Linked DNA regions of Mus musculus: region 1 is linked to region 2. Evidence: chromatin loops called from intact Hi-C (ENCODE). Cell type or tissue: heart. All regions are shown on one strand. Each heading gives the region's core, and the rest is flanking DNA. Links, peaks and the distances in the headings are about the cores only.

Evidence for each region. A loop is a pair of places that touch in the nucleus more often than their neighbours do. Peaks named below come from ENCODE experiments on the same cell type or tissue, not always from the same donor. Only the 100,000 strongest peaks of a DNase experiment are listed, where the experiment ranks them.
Region 1: it touches region 2 in a loop (2.2-fold over the local background); 8 of 42 quality-filtered maps call a loop at or near these places.

Annotation. Positions count from the first base shown.
Region 1 is chr5:143,676,199-143,681,570 of GRCm38, reverse strand. The region is part of intron 1 of Cyth3 (cytohesin 3); the gene reads right to left. Among named protein-coding and RNA genes, the nearest start is that of Usp42, 53 kb to the left of the region's middle. In heart, for the core only: a CTCF peak has its summit at 2,782; DNase peaks (open chromatin) are centred at 2,766 and 5,070.
Region 2 is chr5:143,620,990-143,626,361 of GRCm38, reverse strand. It overlaps Cyth3 (cytohesin 3), which reads right to left and starts at 3,915. Exons shown (of 13, transcript NM_011182.4): 1 at 3,689-3,915. The coding sequence starts at 3,722. In heart, for the core only: a CTCF peak has its summit at 2,309; DNase peaks (open chromatin) are centred at 631, 2,221, 2,841 and 3,931; H3K4me3 peaks cover 2,592 bases; H3K27ac peaks cover 1,975 bases.

The sequences.
Region 1 (5,372 bases), core at 284-5,283, 55 kb before region 2:
CCCATTCACCTTGCCAGGAAGTCTCATCTTAAAGAGGAGAGGAGCTAGAGAGGTGGCCACAAGCAGAGTGCTTCCCGCCAAACCCAACCTGAGCGTGAGCCCCAGGATCCACATGTTAGGAGGAGAGGACTGACTGCCATATGTGTACCATGGGCATGCTTGCACACACACACACACACACACACACACCCACATGGGTGGGGGAGGGAATATGTAATTTTAAAAATATAATTTTTGTCAGGTAGGATAATTGTTGCAGTTATATAGGAAATATCCTTATTTTCTAGAGATTTATAACCAATTATTTTGTGGTATAAGGCTATTAGATCTAAATTTTACTATCAAAGACTTCAGAAAAAAATTGAGTAAGCTAAAAATTACAGAATCATTTGATTGGTTATCAGTTCTACATTCCAAGTTTGAGATTTCTAGGCCAGGTATGTGGGGCATGCCTTTAATCCCAGCACTCAGGAGACTCCAGCAGGTGGATCTCTGTAAGCTCAATAGCAGCCTGGTTTTCATATTAAGCTCCAAGGCTACACTGTGAGACTGTCTCCTGGACTAAGGTGGAAGAGGAGAAAAAGAAAGAAAAGAAAAGAAATTAAAATTTCTCATAATAAAAAGCCCCCCCCCCAAAAAAACCCTCTTTTGACTCAAACAGCTAGTAGCATCTCTTCCCGTAACATCTTTTGAGGTATCTGGCAGGAAACGGGACACTCTTCCACACATTAGAGAGACTAACAGGGCTGGGTTGTGTAATACAGCACTAATGCAAAGGATAAAAGAACATGATCCACTATCCCTGGACCAATCCCTGCATTTCCTCTGTCACTACTACACCTTTCCACACTGTCATGCTGTCAGGTGCCAGGATGCATCATGAACGTGGCAAGCACTGTTTGGTACTACACCTGGCATCTCTCTGCAGGCCCCTTCACATGCTCAGCTGCCATGTGAAGAGTGGAATGGCATGTGATGCTGGGGAAGGCTCACTAACGCTGCAGACCCTCCCCAGCAGCGGGCCGGTCCTTGCCCAGCAAAGTCCATACAAAGCTTGGACTCGCTTCTGACATCCTGGGCTCTGCTTTGTCACTTTAAGTGTCTTGGCTTAGGAGAAGTAAAGTTGTCTTAATGAAAAATATTTCCTCCAAGTTCAAGTAAGAAAAAAGGCAAAGCTGTCCACCCAGCACAGTCTTTAACATTTGGGCGTTTCCATTTTGCAAGAAGTACTCAACAGAAGGCGTGCTTTCTTTTATGAGAATCCCGAGTGACAGCTTCACTGTGGAGGGCTGTGAAGCCATTTTCTGTGAGTTGAGCTTTCAGCACGGGTGAAGGGTGTACCTGATGGTCATCTGATACGTCACTGCTTCTCCTGAGTAGCATCAGCTTAAAGTCAGACTAAAGGCAGTGCAGTGAAGAGCAATAGACGGGTGGTTCCTGCAAGCACTGCTGGCTTACATAGATCTCTGCTAGAGCGCAGAATGTTGCTCCCATCCCTTAGAAGTCAGATCTGGAGGCCTGCTGCAACTTCATGATTTCCACTACACCCTATGGAATAGAGACTGTTGACACGGCCTTCTCAGGCGTCTCTGCACTCTTGCTGGTAGTGGCCACAGATAGCCCCAGCTGGCGGTTAGGCTGCTTTTGTTGTGCACATTTGCTGTGATGACTGGGCGTTTGTGCATCCCTCTACTTCCTGTAACTTATTTTACTGTCACCATCCCTGAGAGTGTCATACTACTCAGAAAATTGTCAAACATCCGTCCATTAGAGGAGAAGCACTCCTCTAACTGTGGTAAAGCTTCCTCGATATTACTAAATAAGTCTCTGGGGATTTAATCCTCTTGCCATTCCTTCCTCTTTTCTTCTCTCCTTTCCTCCTCTTCTTCCCCTTTGTTTGTGATGCTGGGTATTTGTGTGGTCCTGTGCATGTGACGCTGTCACCTACCACAGAACTCTATCCCAGCCCAGCTTTGATCCCTTTTGTGTCGGAATAGGGAGCCTTGCACATGCCAGGTAACTGAGCTACATTCCAAACCCTTTCTTTATTTTGAGACAGTCTTGCTAAATTAACCAGGTTGGTCTTGAACTCATACAGTCTTAATTTCTTTATAAAGTTTTTAGGTTGGTGGCTAGGCAAAAGTTGGCAATTCCTCAACTCATAACATTTTCACCATATCCTACCCAAAGGCCGCAGCAGTGAATACAGAGTGAGAAACACTTCCTCGTGATCGCAAGCAGTGGAGGAAGAGAAGCAGAGGGGAGGCACTCCCTGAGCATGCCCACCCTGTCCGTCCTGCGTGTTCTCACTGGGGATGGACAGGATCTATATACTTTTAAGATGCCTTAAAAGAAGAGGATCCTTTGATGACTCTTTCCAGAAACTGAAGTGTTTATAGTGCTATGGTTTGCAGAAGGAGATGCTGAAAGAACCGCCAGCTTTGTTATCAGGAGCAGAACAGGGCAGCTTGACAGCCACTACATAGAAGAGCCCAGCTCCAAACACCAGGAGCCTTTACAGTCTGCCAGTTCAAGATCTACTCAGCAAGTCTGAACTCTGCTGCTCACTGCAAGCATAGCTCACATAAACCATTTGCCATACAGCGTTCTCATGTCAACAGGTGTGGTATGAGAACAAATAATGCCTTCCTGATTTCCAGGGTGAACGGTTCCAAAGTGAACAGCTCTGACTGGTGTGTGACTCACACTTCATTCCGAGTGGGGAAAGGGTGGTAACATCTGGATTCTGGATGTGGGCTGTAGTGTTTGCTGTTTCTCGTCTTATTCTACATGGAGGCAGGCCTGAGTTCTGTGCTCACATAATGAGGAGCCATACAGAACATAACTTCCATGACAGCAGAGAGCCCTAGCAGCACAGCACAGGCTAGATGCAGGACAGCAGGTACAGTTTCAGTTTGGTCCAAATTCTAGAGAGCAAACAAATGCTTTCACAAGGTAAAACAGTAGGGAAGGAAGGCAGGAAGTCCCGTGTTTCTGCTGCTGGCACAGCTTCAGAGAAGAGTCACAACAAAGTCATGACCAGGACCAGGCCTTGCTTTCTCAGGTACCTGCCTCCTTCAAATGAAGATTTGCAAATCAAAGCACCATAGCCTGCTGCTAGAGTCTGCTGCCAGCCAGGGTGGGCAACTAAACCTGGCCTTGACTTTGTCCGAAATGAAGGAGAAAGTGGACAAAATTCCAAACCTTGCAAAATAACTTTCAGAAAAGGTGAAACCAGCTACTTTTCAGACAATAAAATTTTAAAATAATTCATTGGTAGCAGATCTGCAGGCAGCCAGCTGTGGACTACCAAATGAAAAATCTTTATCTCTACAAAACAGTGTCCAGTGCTCAGAGGAGCAGCGTGAGCAAAGGTTCTCAACCTTGATGCAAGGCTCTTAAAAGATTTGGTGCTGCTGTCGGGACCAAAAGCAAACGGTGCACTGCTTTAGTAGGCATGAACAAGAACACAAGACTTGGAAGAGAAAATCAAATCACATTGTTCTGACATTCTTAACCTAGCTAACACCTGCAAACAGCTCAGGGCTGAGTCAAGAGAACCCCAAGTTCAAGGCCAGTCAGAGCTTCAGAATGAGACCTTGTCTCAGAAACACTAAAACAAGACAGATAACAAAAACAGGAGAAACAATATTATTTTCCTATATGAGAAATGGTATATAATGTTGGTGATAGACTATAATAAGTTGAAAATAAATTATTACAGGGCTAGAGAAATGGCCCAGAGGTTAAGAGCATCGGCAGAAGACCTGTCATGGGTTCAAGTCTGAGAGCCCACTTGGAACTCCAGGGGACATGACACCCTCTTCTGGTCTCTGTAGGCACCAAGCATGCATGTGGTGGACAGACATACATACAGGCAAAATGCCCATACAGATAAGCACCACTGTCTTTATAAACAGAATATAGTGTAGTGGCTGGGAAGATGGCTTAGTGCCTAAGAACACTCGCTGAGCAAGTATGTGAACCTGAGCGTACATCTCTAGCAGTCACAGAAGCAGCTGTCGTGGCTGTGCGCAACTGCAACCCTGGCACTGTGGGGACAGAGGTAGGAGGATTACTAGTCACTACATGCTCTAGTGAATAAGCCCAGCAGGACACTGAACAGCCTCCTCTATCCTCCACACAGAAACACAGCCCCCACTCCCCCCCCCACACACACACTATAAACCCTGAAGCAGCTAACAAGGTCGGAGACACTGTATGGAGAGAGTGGAGTCGAGTGCTGCTCTGTTTACCACATTCAATAAAATCCAGGCATGCACCCATTATACACTGCCTGTTCACAGACATTGAAGGATAGAAGTATTTACATCTCAGAATCAAGGAAAAATAGGGCCTTCTGTATATAGCTTAGAAAACATACTGGTATTTAAAATGTATGCTGACACTAAAGAATCAACAGTTACCTCCAAGATGAGCAAGCACTTTGTAACAGTGAAGTTATGTGAATAACTCATGTGTGACAACTTACAGGTGCCAGAAGCTGTCACTTCTCAGCTCTGGATTGTTGCTGTACCTAAGGTTCCCTTGTAACTCACCCCACTCCCCCACATGAGCATTGTCTCCCTGTGTCTCTCTCACATACTGTCCATAAGGCTAACATTCTGTTCTACAACTCTCCGGAGAAAAGATAAGAAGATATGAACTGTAACCAGAAACATTATGTTTTAATGTTTCTTTTGGTCAAAAGTCAAACATGTTAACAAATGATCCAATAAACAGAAATCTGACCACTTGGTTACTCAACCATATGTTCTGGCCCTCAACAGCAGACTGGAAATGGTATCTGCCACTTTCAAGTTTACTATCACTGCAAGGAATCAACACTAGCGCACCAAGCCTAACTTCCCTCTTGCCATTTGACAGCTTTTAGATTTTCTTGATTAGGGACATGCCAGTCCTACAGGATATTAACAAGGCATGAGCCCAGACACTGGTCCCCACTGATCCACTAAAGAGCCCTGTAAAGAGAAGCACCTCTCCTGCATTCCAAACACTAGCGACTCAAACATTAAGCATGGGTCAGAAAGACAGTTCAGAGCAGGGAGATCTGACAGCCAGGACAGAAGGGCAGCTGGGCACAGAAGCAGCGCTGAGCCTGTGGGTCTCACCAAGAGCCTCCTGACCTCTGAGGTGATAAGGCCAGGCAACACACTCACATCCAAGTGGGTCACCTGGCCAGTCACATGATGAGCTGGCTGGATGCGGGACTGAGCCACAGGGCCAGGTAAAACTGGGAGCCTCAAGGTCACATGGGAATTGCTAGTGCATGGTTACTCTCTTGGGTCCCCTCAACCTTCACTGTTCCTCTTTATTGTCCCAGGACTCTTTGCCTGGTCTTCTTTGAATTA
Region 2 (5,372 bases), core at 167-5,166:
CCTTCTGTTGGGAGTTTGAAGACAGAAGGCATTTCCAGAGCTCGGAGCTTAGGAAAGCCAGGAGTTAGAAGCAGAGACCCTGTGGCAGGAGCAGGAGCAAGAATAAAGGAGGAGCAGCTGCAGAGACGCGGCCTGGGGCAAGAACCTTACCCGAGAACCTAGGTTCTCCTTCCTTCAGCTTCCAAACTCCCCAGTAGCTCCCACTGGCCAAACCCAGCCGGCAAGACCACTCACAGAATGTCTGGGAAATACACCTGCAGGTCACGGTCCCTCCCCAAGGCAAGAGCAAGAAACAGATCTGAGCCAACAGGACCCAGGCAGGGTACATTAACCCTTCCTGAGAGCTGTGACTAATTTGCAGTGCCGCCGGCAAAGGCTAAAGGCCTTACCAACAGTGTTTTCGAACTTCAGGCTTAGCACTTGACTGATAGGTCAAAGTGGTGCTCTCAACCCAGCTTTGCTTTCCTGGTTATTGAGTTCCCTGAACTTCAGAGCGCCTGAGCACAAACTGCGCCTGCACCCACACAGACGGGAGCTGCAGCGGGTACAAGTCAGACCCATCACCTCATCGGTCCCAGCGGCACATTCAGAAACATGCATCTGGCAACGGTACAAGGCCAAACTAGCCAGTAGAGGCCTAGTTCAAGAACTGTGCTAGATACTCTGGAAGGGAAAACACCTTAACTACACTCTGCACACACTACAAGGAACAATGTGTTCCTGTAATCTTGTACCCCCACTCGTTCCTCCTGGTAACCGCCCTCCAGCCATTCCTGCGCCATCCTTTCCTTATCGCACACGGCAAAGAACAAATAATTCAAGCCTGGACAAAAAGTTCAGTTATAAAAACTACAATTTCTGAAGTCCTTTTTGCCTGATCAACACAGTAACAATAAAGAAAATCTTTCCAATCACTTTTGGTCTATTTGAATAAATTTAGCTTTTTTTTTTTTTTAATCTTCTAAGAAAGCTGAAACAGGGGTCCCAGATGTAGATTAAAGGCTCTCCTATACTCTAATGATATGCCAAATAATGCTATGCTTTGTAACTGCCTGCAACTGCAACAGTTTTATCAAAGGGCCAACAAAAACAAAACAGAACAAAACAAAATCTTTTCTCTAAGCAAAGCAGCTGTTTTGAAAATGGAAATGGGATAACTACAAGAACTCTATGTGAACTTCAAATCTCCACAGATAAAGGGTCACACAGAGGCCACCAAGTTCACACAGTAAGTATACAGTAACTCACATGTTTAAGTTGTGAGAGATTTTCACTGGGTTCGAAGCTCTAAGACTGCCAAAAGCATCCCTAAGTATCTTTCCATAATGTGAGGAGGAAAGATTTTTTTTGATAAGCTAAATCAATAAAAATTAAAAAGCTGTTTCCTATCATATAGCACACTGTCTGGCATTTCAGTAGAAAAAAAAAAATCAATAAATCTCTTCATTGTCAAATGTTCCAGGAAGGTGAATTAAATCACCCTGTATGTTTAGAATATCCACATCTTTCATAAGCTGAGGGTTTTTTTTTTCAAATTTGAAAGCATGTGTTATTATTCAAGAAAAATCCATAATGATAGCAGTCTTTACACTGTTTAGACCAGAATGTACAAAATAACTGCTTATTCTTGGTTACTTTTTAAGATTGTGTGTGTGCACAAGCTTGTTGCTGCTTGCCTAAGGAGGTCAGAAGACAACTGTGGGCGTCAGTTCCCATGTGGCTCCCCAAGAGTCAACTCCAGCTGTCCGCATTACTTGTAATGTCTCCCTGAAGTAATCTTACCTGACAGCCGTTACTGTTTCTCATTTTTAAACTTTTTACCATGGAATACAGTATCATTGAATATAACATCTTTTTTAATTTTAACATCCTCTGGTATATTGATATACCCAGAGATATTGATAGTCCAGAGATAGCTTTAAGCCTTTTTGACACTTTAATATTGACCTTTACTATACTTCTAAATTCTATGAACTGCTGAAACACACTGGTTTCTAAGTTTTCCCCACTGTATCTGCTTTTACCTTCAGCTCAGCCACGTGTTGACTCAACAGACTGTGTAGCACCTGCAGAGCAATCGCCAGCTCAGCTAGCTTCCTAGATCCCAATGTCAAATTGCCACTGTCTTTTTTTCTAAACGACAATGTCAGACTGTGCTATAGGCGAAAGGCAAGGCATCCTCAGGGACCCAGTGCCTCCAGACCGGCAGCCGGTATGTAGGAGGGTTTGCAACTGGGTTCTTTCTTTTCATAAACAAAACACCCACTCGATGCCACTGTGCTACCCCTGGCTTTTACTATGAGAACTGAACTTGGCAAATGCCACGAGGAGTGCCAACTTCCTACAGCCCAGCCACTTCGTCTCTTTCACAGGGAAGAAAAAAAAAAATCTGAGAAGCTCTGGAATTCTAGAAGGCACCTTGATTAACCACTTCACGAGGAAGTCTTCAATACTGCTGATTCTTACAGGCAGCTGCTCCAGCAGCCTGTAATTAAGACTTCTTTTTCCCCCTAAACACTCCCTTATTACATGGGATTCTGATCATTCTGTCAGCAAAAAAGGAAGATCGTTCCTCAAAGTCCAGACAGCTTCAACTTGGGGTGTTTGGGTAAAAAATGACGGGTACATTATTAACCCTTTGCTTACTTCAAGTAAAGTCCCACTCCACAAACGGTGACTCTTGATGTTTTGGGAAACCAAATTCATGAAATGACACAACAGGAATCTGTACTCCGTTGAGTAATTTGCAACCGGCTCATTTGCAGCAGGGTGGAACTCAAAGTCAGGCACATACATACAGCCTGAGCAACACGGAGAACTGATAGCCCACCTCTGGAAGGGTGTCTGTCACAGGCACCTGTCCAGGAGTCTAACAGTCTCGCTGCTGTGGCTCCCGCATCCCACCCTCGGCTTTAAAGGAATCCCACCTGACCCCTTTAATTTCTTAATTATATTTTCCATTTGGTGGTGTTGGGGATCAAACTCAGCGTCCTGGGCATGCTAGACAATGATTCTATCATTTGTGCTATTTGGCCCCCTTTTTATTTTTACACCCGACCCCTTCTCTGTAGCATTTTTTCTTTTCTATTTGATAAAAAAATGCATACTCAGACCTGGACTGGAGCTGCCTGCCCCTCATGTCCTTTAAGCCATTCCCAATGAGTACTTCTGATCTAAAAATCAGAGACGTGGTCATGACTTCCAACCTTCCTCCTCTCCCCCGACCGATCCACCCCACCCTCCGGGCCCTCCGAGTCCTCCAAATTGAAAACTTTCCCCTCCCCATCCAGGAGCTCCCAAGCTCCAGACACCTGAGGAGAGCTGAAAAGGAGAGGGGCCCGTCCGAAACAGCTGGGCTAGGGAGGGCGTGGACGCCCTTGGCAATGAGACGCTGGGAAGGTCGCCCCGCAGAGTGGCCCCATCTCAGAAAGGCGACCTGGAGCTGTGCTGCGGAGACCCCGGCCTCGAACCCGCGACCCGCGACCGCGCTGGGCGACGACCCCGCGGTCTCCGACATGTCCTCTCACCAGGGCAGCGAAGCCCGAGTCCCCGCCTTACCCCGCGCACCTCCCCACGGTCGCCGCCACCCCACCCGACACCCGGCCCCACGTCTCAAGCCTGGGCTCTCAACAGCGCGACCCTCGGCCTCAGGGCCGCCCAGAGAGCCGGCCACACCTCCATCACTCACCGCTGCCGCCCTCACCGCCACCGCCTTCGTCCATTTTGAGGCCACTCCCCGCCAGCCGGCGAGCCCGGAGCCGGCGGGAGCGACTGGGCTGAACGCCGGGACTAAGAGAAGTGGTCGCGGGGAGAACCGGAGAGCTCCTCAGCGAGCGCGGCCCGGGTCGCGGCCGGGCCTCCACGGAGGGCCGGGCGGAGCCTCACTGCTCCGGCGCCATCACGTGACACAAAACCACGCCTCCCCTGTCGGTGTGGGCGGAGCCTAGACGCCGAGCGGTCCCGCCCACCAGACTCCGCCCGGCCTTGCAGTAGCTGCAGTAGCTGCTTAGCTAGGAGACTTGGATCCTGCAGCGCAGCACTCTCCCTCGAACCTCCTGTCTGCCCCTCTAGAGCATCCTGGAGAGGAAGCCGGGTCTATCAGGAGCACGAGGACGCCCTGCTCTACAAAACCTGATGGCTAAGGGCTGCGACTCGCAAATGCATAGAGTAGGGAGTGAGAAACTATCTGAAAAGGAAGGCTGATGATTGGCTCAAGTGGCCCCCACTTAAAGGCAGAAGGAAAGAACTGACTATAAAGTTTTACTGTGACCGCAGCATGCGTGGGCGTCCACACATGACATACACACAGTAATAATTGTGTGGGGATGTAGTTCTGTTGTTAAGAGCACTCGCTGCTCTTGAAGAGAATCAGAGTTTGGTTCTCAGCACCCACAGAACCCTTGTAACTATGACTACAAAAAGGATCCAATACTTCCGGCCTCCAAGGGCACCTGCACTCATATGACGGTTATCTGGCACACTCTTACCTCCACCCACATCAGGCATGCTTGTAGTGCACACATATATGTGCGGGCAAAACACTGATACACACAAAATAAAATTTTAAAAAAACTTTTTGAGATAGGGTTTCTCTGCATAGCCATCAATGTCATGGAACTCTTTCTCTGTAGACCAGGCTGACCTTGAACTCAGAGATCTTCCTGCCTTTGACTCCTGAATGCTGGAGCTAAAAGGATGAGCCACCATGCCCAGCTAAATAAATCTTTTTTTAAGTGTTTATTTTAAAAATAATAAAAACTGGGTGCGGTGGCGAATACCTTTGACCACAGCAAGCCAATCTCAACAGAATCTTAGTGGGTTTAGTCTGCTTAGTGAGTTCCAAGTTAGCCAGGGCTACCTAGTGAGTCTCTGTCTGAAGTCATCATCATCATCATCTGAAAACGAGCCCATGAGAAGACTCTCCCCACCCCCACCTCCTCCCTTCTTTACCCTCAGAATGTTAGGGTAATTCCAGCCTTTTATCTTTTGGGTGTATAATAATAATGGAGTCTCATTTTTCCTGCGGATTGGATGCATTTTAGAATTAACAAAGTATTAGGTTGGTAAATGAATATAGTGATGCTGTTGAACCCTAACCCCAGTCCGGCACAGCTGGGGCTCGGCTCTCAGAAAGCATTAGTACAGGGGTTGGCCAGTCTGGCGTCAGATGCCCGTGCAGTTGAGCGTTAGTCTCCCTTGGCTTGCTGCCAGCTGCCCTGGATTTATGATGCAGTAGGAGCTCTGAATTCAATTTCCCGTGGGCACAGCCCAGGGCTGGGCAGACGGACTCAGTACTCCCCTGTTCCAAATCTATGGCTCGATTTTCTCATTCCGTATGTCTCGTTTCCAGTAACTTCTCCTTAACGTTGCAT